2 separate regions of the Mus musculus genome follow, and region 2 is linked to region 1. A link is a loop called in an ENCODE intact Hi-C map of the cell type or tissue named here. Cell type or tissue: gastrocnemius. All regions are shown on one strand.

Region 1 (5,000 bases):
ACAGCTACATAATTGTGGGACCTTCTGCAAATTAACTACATAGGACCCCTTGTTCATAAATCACTCAGAATTTAAAGATAACACTAGAGGATTAAACCAAGTGTGAACTATCTACACCACCAGACCTTATATGACTGCATAAACCACCAGACCTTATATGACTGCATAAACCCATGAAAATGGCCTGATTTTAAATACATAGAATTAATGAGAGCTCTGTTATTTATCCCTAAGTGTACTCAAACCCCTGTTTTATCTTTCTATTTTTTGTTTAGTTTACTACTGTGAGGGAAGGGCAGACACACATGCTGCAGTACCAGTGTAAAAGTCAGGGAACAGTTTGTGGAGTTGGCTTTCTTCATTCACTTCTTTGTGGGTTCCAGGATTTAAACTCGGATTGCCAGTAATTTTAATCTACTGAGCCATCTCATTGGTACCATATTAGCTTTTAGGTACAGGCTGACCTTGAACTCCGAAGTAGCTTGAATTAGATAGAGATCCTCTTGTACCAGCTTCCCACATGGCTAGCTCACGTGTGTGTACCACCGTGGCTGGCTTTTCTTTTCTTTCTTTTTTCTTAATGTTTCTCTTCTGAGCTATATAGTGAAACCCTACCTCAAAAGGAAAGGAAAGAATGAAAAGGAATATAAGATTTTTCCCTAGCCATTAAAGAACAAAATCAGTCAATGAGTCAATGATAAAAATCTAAGTTCTATAAGCACATTAGACTTAGGACAGAATAGGTAAAGAATGAGCTTTGCCCTCACTTGACTCTTTGTGGGATACATGATGGAGGAAGCTGTCAACCAGAAGACTATCTACCGGACCCAGTGGTGGCGGCGCACGCCTTTAATCCCAGCACTCGGGAGGCAGAGGCAGGCAGATTTCTGAGTTCGAGGCCAGCCGGGTCTACAGAGTGAGTTTCAGGACAGCCAGGGCTATACAGAGAAACCCTGTCTCGAAGGGAAAAAAAAAAAAAAGCACTACCAGATAACTCTCCACTGTTAGTTCCTGGTGTTTAGTTTTCAAGTTGGTGACTCCCAAGTTGAAAACCTGTTTATTCTAGTTCCGAGGAGACAAAACTGCTGAACATTTTACCCTGTTAACCTGGGCAGCTCTTTGTCTCTGCCTGAGGTGTGGCAGGCAGTCCTGGCAAGTGAGTTGCATGCAAGGTATTCATAGCATTGCTTTAGGCATGACTGTGCCAGATTTATGTATGGTAGAGATCTTTAGCTCTGTGCTAGAGATTATACCACCGTTCAGGATGGAATAAAATTGAGCATTAGTTGTTCTGGTGGCTGTCAAGGAATGCTAAGTTGATAGTTTTGCTTTTGGTGTCTTTTCCCATGACGAAGTTACCAACCTACTGCTGTGAGCTAAGCGTAGGACTGAGTCGCCTTCTATCTTTAATAGGGTGAGCATATCTTGTCTAAATATAGTAAGGTGGACTTGGCTACTAGTACTATAGGAGACAGTAGAATGACCTTCACTGGTCTTCCTCACTAGTGTTACATTTATATTTAAGGAAATAGAAACACTCTAACAATACAAGATTCAAAAGGTAAAAAATTGTGTACTAGATGAAAATAAAATATAAAAGCCTACTTATAAAAGAATATAGGCAAGCCAGGTATGGAGGTATACACTTGTATTTATAGCTACTTGGGAAGTTGAAATAGATCACAATTCAAAGCTAGTCTTGGTATCAAAGAGAGACCCTTTTTTTTTAATGAAAGTAAGAAAAACAAGCCAAAGTTATTTCTATATGAAAATATACCTAGCTCATGATTTATTGTTTCTGCTTTATTAACCAAAAATTAACAGCTATTGAAATGCAAAAAACAAAGCATAAGCTTTCATGTACCTTAGGTCTTGTACAGTGATGGTTTGAACTTTACAATCCGCTTTGGAGAAAACCATGGTCTACTAGGAAGACTGTTTTTGTGTGTGTGTTTTCTCGCCAAGCTTGTGAGATATCATGTAGATATCACCTACCATGCCTATTTAACAGAAAAAACTCAGACACAGAAATAAACTGACTTTACTAGGAGACTAAATGAATCAACATTACAACCAGTGATGGTGATTTCCCTATGCCTTGTTTTAGCTTATATGGCTTTCTTTTACTTTCTTTTTAAATGAATAATATTTTTTACATTATATGTGAATGAGTGTTTTGTCCACATATATGTCTGTGCACCATGTGCATGCCTGGTGCCCAAGGAGACCAGAAGAGGGCATTGGAACTGAAGTTACAAATGGTTGTGAGCTACCATATGGGTTTGGGGAATTGAACCTGGATCCTCTGGAAGAACAGCCAGTGCTCTTAAACTGCTCAACCATCTCTGTAGCCCCTTACTTTCTTTTTAGAGAATAAAACTACCTCCATAGCCTTTCTATAATGATTATTCCTATGAAAGAAATTCCCCTTCCTATCCTGTTACTATTGTTATTTAATTGATAACAGAGAAGAAAAGGATTCTATTTACAGCAAAATTTCCAGTGGAAGCGTGAAGCCAGTGAACACATTAACCGTTTGGTGTCTTAAACAATATGGAGTCCCATATAGCTTCTGAACAATCTTGCTTGTCGGGCAGCCTGACCCATTTTGACCTTTATAGGATTCTTTACTAGTTGCACTTCTTTTGCTTTGAAAAGCTTAGCAGGTTTTTTTTGCATATTTAATTGCCATAGAAATATAATGATCTCATCTTGGACTGAGGGTGTACTTTCTTTGTTGTTTTGTTTATTTATTTTTACTTACTCACATCTCACTCACTGCCCCCTTCCTGGCCACCTCCTTCTACAATCTTTCTGCCATCCTCCTTCCTCTTCTCCTCTTAAGCAGGTGGGGACTCCCGTGAGTATCCCCGCATCCTGGTGCTTCCTCTCACACTGAGGCCAGTCAAGGCAGCCCAGCTAATAGACATATCCCACATACAGGCAGCAGCTTTTGGGATAGCTCCAGTTCCAGTTGTTCAGTACCCACATGAAGGTCAAGCTGCACATCTGCTACATGGGAGTGGGAGGCCTAGGTCCAGCCCTTGTATGTTCTTTGATTGGTGGTTCAGACTCTGAGAGCTCCAAGGGTCCAAATTAGTTGACTCTGTTGGTCTTCCCATGGTGCTCATATTCCCTTCCGGACTTGCAATCCTTCCTCCTATTCTTCCGTAAGAATTCCCAAGCTCCATCCACTATTTATTTGGCTGTGGGTATCTGCATGTGTCTGAGTCAGCTGCTAGGTAGAGCCTCACAGAGGACAACATGCTCCTGTCTGCAAGCATAACAGACTGTCACTAGTAGTGTTGAGGACTGACGCCTGCCCGTGGCATGGTTCTCAAGTTGGGCTGGTTATCGATTGGCCGTTCCCTGAGAGAGTAGTTTTAAGATTCTCGGTAATAATCTCCTGAACTCAAACTTGATGAGTGTTTTCATACTGTTACATGAAGAAACTGAGCTCTACACTAACTCACTCCATATTATAGACTTTACTAATGGCATGAAAACTGTGAGATTGTAGTACATTTTTTTATAAATTGCTTCTGTGCATGCCACAGTGGACATGTAGAAGTTGGAGGACAACTTTCCCGAGTCGCTTCTTACCTTCTACCATAAGGTCCTGGGAATACAACTCAGGTCATCCGGCGGGGAGGCGAGTACCTCTGCCTGCTGAGAAGTCTTGATGACCTCAGGTTCTGGTTTTTGTTTTGTTTTATTTTGTTTTTCTGTCTACTTCTACATGTTTCCCTGAAGTAAATGAAGTACTCATCATCTTTCAGAGAAAATGTCTAAGACAACAAAACTGACTCAAAGGAATCTGATAGCCATATGTACTGTCATTAGAAAGCCCTGAATCCAGCCTAGTGATGCACACCTGTAACACACTGCAGAGGCCAAGGCAGGTGGGTCTTGAGTTAAAGGCCAACCTGGGCTACATTAACACAGTAAGGTTTCTCTAAAAAACAAAAACAAAACAACATTGGCTAATTAAGTAACTCCTGTGTACTGCTTCCTGTAAGTCAATAGAAATGGGATCTGAGAACTGGAAGCCTCACTTGTAGAAAGAGATATTTTGGATTGTCGGTGCTGAGCTACTTTTTAAATGGCTGTGTTCTGAAAGGAACAGACACCTTATTTTTTCATCCTATTTCACTCATAGCATCTTAAGTGTCACAATCTCATTTACAGAAGAGGAACAGGAAGCAAACTTTCTCAGCTTTATAATATTGGCAGCTTTTCTGTAATTAGATATAAATTGGATCAGATCTTATTCTCTAGGCATACCGTTCTTTCTGTGGCTACCCTGTGGTTGTGTTTTATGTCAATTCTTTGTTCTCCCTCATTCTAGAGATGGAGATATTGACTTCCTGAAAACTATCTTCCTATGGTATTCCTAACTCTAGGCAGTTTACCTGAGGGTCCTACATGTTGACACGTTTACTGTCCCTTGGTTGTCAGCTCACAATTAACACACTAGTACAGAACTTAGCTAAACTACCATTCATTTAACTAAAGCCTATCAGTATACTGTCATATCCGCTAAAGTCAGTAGGAAGGAGGAAAGTCCTTTGTGTAAAAGCATTCTCCCCAGCTGTTCTTCCTTGATGCTGGAAGTCTGGTACCTGGCAGGAAATGATATAGACATGTGTGATAACAAAGTGCCATGAGGAAGAATTACTTGTAAGGCCAGTGGATTGTCTGAATTGATGAGCTTGTCAGCTGGCAGATAGAAACAGGCAAGTTTGATTTCAAATGTGAGGTTTAACAAAGTATAACTTAGTGGGGAGAGGAAATTACTTTAAGAAAAGTTAGGACAAAGGCAGGTAGCATAAGAGTTAATAGCCATGTAAATAGACTTTTTTTTTAAATCCTTGTGTGAGAGGCTTAAAGCATTGGTATTTGTTCAAGACCAAAGGGCCTGTCAAGAGACTCAAGAGGGACAAAGAAAATATTTTTTATGAGTAGAAGGAATTTGTGCATATCAAAGCATTTCTGTCTGG
Region 2 (5,000 bases), 73 kb after region 1:
AAGGGAAAGAAGATAACCACATAAAGCCTCATTTTCCACTAAGCAGCAAATTAAAGTAAATAGAATTATCCTGAAGCTAAAAGAAAATAAAGATGAGAGAAATAGGGGCAGGAGCAGGGGGAGGTTGAGACAAAGTCTCCCTATGTAATCCTAAATAGCCTGGAACCTACATTGAGCAGGCTGGCCTTGAACTCACAGGAATCTGCCTGTTTCTGCCTGATTACAGTAGAATCTGCCTTCTACTGCCTATGCTAAAATTAAAGGCATGCCTTCTCTACCATGCCTGGCTCTGAATTAAATTCTTTAAATGCTACTAGGGATATTTGTAAGTTTTGTAGGAAGCATTATTGTGAACAGGTGAAATACCAGGCTTTTCTGAATACAAGGCATTCAAGTAGCTTTGAGAATCTTTACAGTTGTTGACTTTATTGTAGATAATATAAATGGTGAAATTTTTCTCTTGCCTTTCATTGAGGTCATCTTCAAATTAATTGACAAAGCTCTGAGGATTTCCTTTCCCAGTGTTATTCATACCTTCACTGGAAAGAATAAGTGAGCTCCTTGCCACACCCCTCTTCCGAGGGGACTGCACTCAAACCATCTTTAGTAACTGAGAAACCCCTGTTCTTAACTTCCTTCAGAAATTAGTCTACACTTTACTTAAGAATCTTGATAGACAGGACAGGCACCAAATCTATTGCCTCTCATAAATGGTGAATCCTGATGATCGAATGTATTTGTCTCCTTGATTTTGTAATATAGTTCCCACCATGGGCTTTCATACTCTGCAAAGTCCCAGGAGAGGCTTCAGGAACAGGAGAGGCTTTGACAACTATAGATGCTGGCAATTTGGAAAGCCTATTCCAGTTGTTTAAAAGATTAATCCTTATACTTCTGTTGCTCTAGTACCACTTTAATATATATATATATATATATAATTTACATGAGTACACTGTGGCTGTCTTCAGACACACCAAAGAGGCTGTCAGATCCCAAAGGTGGTTTGCGAGCCACCATGTAGTTTCTGGGAATTGAACTCAGGACCTCTGGAAGAACAGTCAGTACTCTTAATCACTGAGCCATCTCTCCAGCCCCTCTAGAACCACTTTGGGCACCAAAAATCTGTATTAGTCAGGGTTACAAACTTGCAGGCTGCAGTTGAGCTAACCCAACAGTGACTGCACATAAACAAAAAATTCAAGAACCCAGTAGTTGTTCAATCCATGAGGCTGGATACCAAAGCTGGTCTTCAGTATACACTGGAATCCTGAAGAAATAGGCTCTAATGCCAGTGGCTGCCAGCAGTGGCCCAGATTAGAGGTGGGTCTTCCCACCTCAAAGATAATTAGAAGTAAATCTTCCCTCTTCAGATGATTTAGTTAAGCAAAACTCCTTCACAGGTGTGCCCAGCCATTTTGGGGTTTTAGGTCATTCCAGATGTAGTCCAGTTGTCAACCAAAATCACCATAAGCACCAAGGTGGCAATGGAGGCAGTTGTTCATGAGCTTCCAAGTTCAGGCCAGAGTCTGAGACAAAGTGCCTCTTTATATATCTCTTCTACAGGACCCTACTCCTAATGTTATAATGCAAGCTTAGTCTACACAATTGTATACAGGGACTAAGGGGTGAAATTGAAATGTGTGGGATAAGTGAAAACTAACTTGAGATCCTTCTTAAACAAGTTAGAAGCTGAATAGTTAAAAAGCCCAATTGAAAAATGCCAAAGAAATGCACACCTTTAATCCCAGCACTCCAGAGTCAGAGGCAGGTGGACCTTTGAGTTCAAGGCCAGCTTGGTCTACATACCAAGTTCCAGGACAGCAGAGGCTACACAGAAAAACCCTGTCCAAAAAAAAAAAAAAAAAAAATGATAAGAAAAAAGTAAAAGTTGAAAAGGTACTTCCATAGGGAATAAATTCTATTTTATTTAGGCTTGTCCAAGTTGAAGCACTTGCCATACCTATAAGCAAAGGCCTAAAATTTGATGTTTTTAGAGATCATTTGGAAAACATAGAACGCATGTCTAATTTTTTTTTCTGAATTTCTGTGCATCGGCTTCCTAACAATAGTCTAATAAAAACCTCTGTCGTAAGGACCAGCGAGATGGCTTGCTGCCAAGGCTGAGTTTAATCCCGGAGCCCACTTGGTAGAAGTTGAGAGGCCTGACCCCTCCAAGTCATCCTCTGAGCTCCACACGTGTATCATACATGTACCACCACACTCAGATGCCCGCCCACCCACACGTGCACAAATAACAATACAGGTCTTAAAATTCAGAAAAATTAGTCCATTCCATACTTTGCATTCCTGTAGCTTATCTGCTCATTCGTTTGGGCAAGTCACCTCGGGCTCATTTGCACTGATAATTCCTCAGTCATTCTTGTAGCTCATGACTGCAGAATCGCAAAGCGTCAACTAGCAGTATAGCCAGTGAGCACATGAACAGCTTCTCTGCTTTGGCTCACATGTCCGTGTTTTGATTTATTGGAACAGTTACTGGAAAGGATTCTAGAGCCCATGAGTAGTATCCATAATAGTAACAGTTCTTTTTCTCCAGTTTTTAAAATATTCCCTCTTCAACAGCTGGAGATGTGATCAGCAGATCCGTAAGTTTATTCATGCATTTAGCTGATCCTTGAAGAGTTAGTTTGTGCTGGAACACTACATTGTTAGAATTAGAACATTACTGAACAGTTCTGAATGATGACTAGCTTTGACCCAGTGAGACTGAGGTATTTTGTTTGCTTTGTGGTAGCGTCGTTTTCCCTTGTATTAAAAGCCCACAGGGACTGGGGTGTAGCTCAGTGATAGTGCAGGCCCTCAGAGTATGTGTGGAGCCCTGAGTTCACTTCAGAGCGTGCAAAATACAAACAGGCAGCTCTCGTTCATTTCACCTGAACACTGAGAATGACATGTGATACGTCACGTGCTTTCCTTAGTTCCCTGGGGTTGTGATAGTGTGTGGAAAGTGATCTCTAGAATAGAGAAAAAACATCTATGCTTCATCTATGCTTTCCTCCCGGGACAGAGCCCTTCCTGGGAACTTAACTAGAAATAACTCTATTAGCACAAATCAGATGATGAGTCATTACCACACCTTAACTCCGGAGCCTGAGGGCTGTGAGGGACGCGGCCCCCACCACACAGGAATGAGCTCCTCCCTACACTGGGACGTTCAGTGTGCTACAACATTGAATTTTAATTGTCTGTTTCTCTAATTCCCGCCTACCCTTTAGTATAGAAGTTGTGTGTTAACTTAAGTTTGTGTCTAGCACCTAGTACATTAACTTATATATGGTAAATACTTGATAAATCTTTACTGAGTGGATTAATAGGCTTAATATTAAAAGTGAAAAAAAGAGAGTTCAGCAGTGGTGGCGCCACACCTTTAATCCTAGCACTGGGGAGGAAGAGGCAGGTGAATGTATGGGTTCAAGGCCAGACTGGTCTACAGGGTTTGTTCATTCCGGGACAGCCAGGGCTACTAAGATTAATCTTGTCTCAAAAAACAGACAGACAAATATTATTTAAGAGTACAGTTAAAGCTGCCTACTTAATCCTCATATTTGATCATAGAGGCACATGGATGTACCAAGATGAGAACATTGCATAGCAAAAAAAAAAAAAAAAAAAAAAAAGGAATGGGAGGGCAATACAGGAACCTGAACCCCAGCTCTTACACTGTACTATCAGCGTCCTTTTTCACTTCACTTTCCCAACTAGGAAACATGGATCTAAATGTCTTGTGCACTGCAAAATGGGGGTGAGTCGCTCAGCCTCCACTGTGATTGCCTATGCAATGAAGGAGTATGGATGGAATCTGGATCGAGCCTATGACTATGTGAAGGAAAGACGAACGGTGACCAAGCCTAACCCCAGCTTCATGAGACAACTGGAAGAATACCAAGGGATCTTGCTGGCCAGGTGGGTTGTGAGTGGCTTTCTTTGCCTCTCATTCCATTACCTTTCAGAGTTAAAAAATCTCCTTCAGCTACTCTTGCATCATATGGTAAATGACTTGAGAATCAACTTCTTGAGCTGTCACAGGCTGAAATCCTCTGGCTTGATAGACTTGGTTTGCTTCCCTGTGAACAGTTCTAGGCTGTGTTTTTAGAGCAATAGCACAGCTGTCTAAAAGCAGTTGCAGCTGGTGCCAGGGTTTGACTCCAGCAAGTCTCATGACTTGATCTTGACTCTCAAATCTGGGCTATGTTTCCACAGAACAAAATGTTAAATAGCCTTCCAGCCTATCCACGCAGAGGGGCCACCCTCCAGCCCCAAAGAATTGTGAAAATGTGACCACAGCATAGCATTATGGTTTCCACTAACAGCCCTCCCTCCCATTTACTCAGCATTTGGAATGATTTCATCTGAGCCTCTGTCTTGAGAAGCTGGGAAATACCCAATCCTCTGTTTCACAGAAGTTCCAGGTCTCTAGCACCAACTCTGATGATACTTTCACATTAAATCAGAGGATAGGGCACGGGGGTTCTTTTTGGCACAAGGAAAAGGTACCTAAGCATTTGAGGAGAACATAAATATTACATGTTCCCAGACACACACATAACGGATGTTAGGCAATGTCCTCATGTGACCTCCTGAGAGGAAGGACGCTACGTGTCCTGCCAACTTCAGTATTTATTCTGGAGCCCCAGGCTACTGCAAGCTGTTGGGTTGGTTTCCCTTCCCCAGTATACCTCCCCCAATATGTGGTTTTTCTTAGATGTTAAAGGAATCTCAGGAAAAAAATTTAAATGAGGATATGAAGGGCAGCATAAACCAGAATATCACACTTCCTCTTTCCTTTTCCTTTCCTTTTCTGTTCCATCCCGACTTCCTGAGCCTGATTCATAAAGGGAGGGCAAACTCCAGACAGGAAAAAACACAGAATTTGCATCATTAGATCTGGTTTCTGTTCCTAGTTCACCCGTATGCTGCAACCTTCAGAAGTTACTTGGTGTTTCTAGTCCCCACTTGACCCCCATCTGTAAAATTAAAAC

What was found. Peaks named below come from ENCODE experiments on the same cell type or tissue, not always from the same donor. Only the 100,000 strongest peaks of a DNase experiment are listed, where the experiment ranks them.
Region 2: a loop joins it to region 1, with 2.5 times the contacts of the local background. A loop is called at or near these places in 6 of 42 quality-filtered maps.

What each region holds. Positions count from the first base shown.
Region 1 is chr11:77,364,776-77,369,775 of GRCm38, forward strand. The region is part of intron 2 of Ssh2 (slingshot protein phosphatase 2); the gene reads left to right. Among named protein-coding and RNA genes, the nearest start is that of Coro6, 97 kb to the right of the region's middle. In gastrocnemius, no CTCF peak of the experiment used is centred here; no DNase peak of the experiment used is centred here; H3K4me3 peaks cover 786 bases; H3K27ac peaks cover 5,000 bases.
Region 2 is chr11:77,438,135-77,443,134 of GRCm38, forward strand. Ssh2 (slingshot protein phosphatase 2) reads left to right here. Exons shown (of 15, transcript NM_177710.4): 13 at 3,724-3,924. Among named protein-coding and RNA genes, the nearest start is that of Coro6, 23 kb to the right of the region's middle. In gastrocnemius, no CTCF peak of the experiment used is centred here; DNase peaks (open chromatin) are centred at 2,138 and 4,633; H3K4me3 peaks cover 1,359 bases; H3K27ac peaks cover 4,716 bases.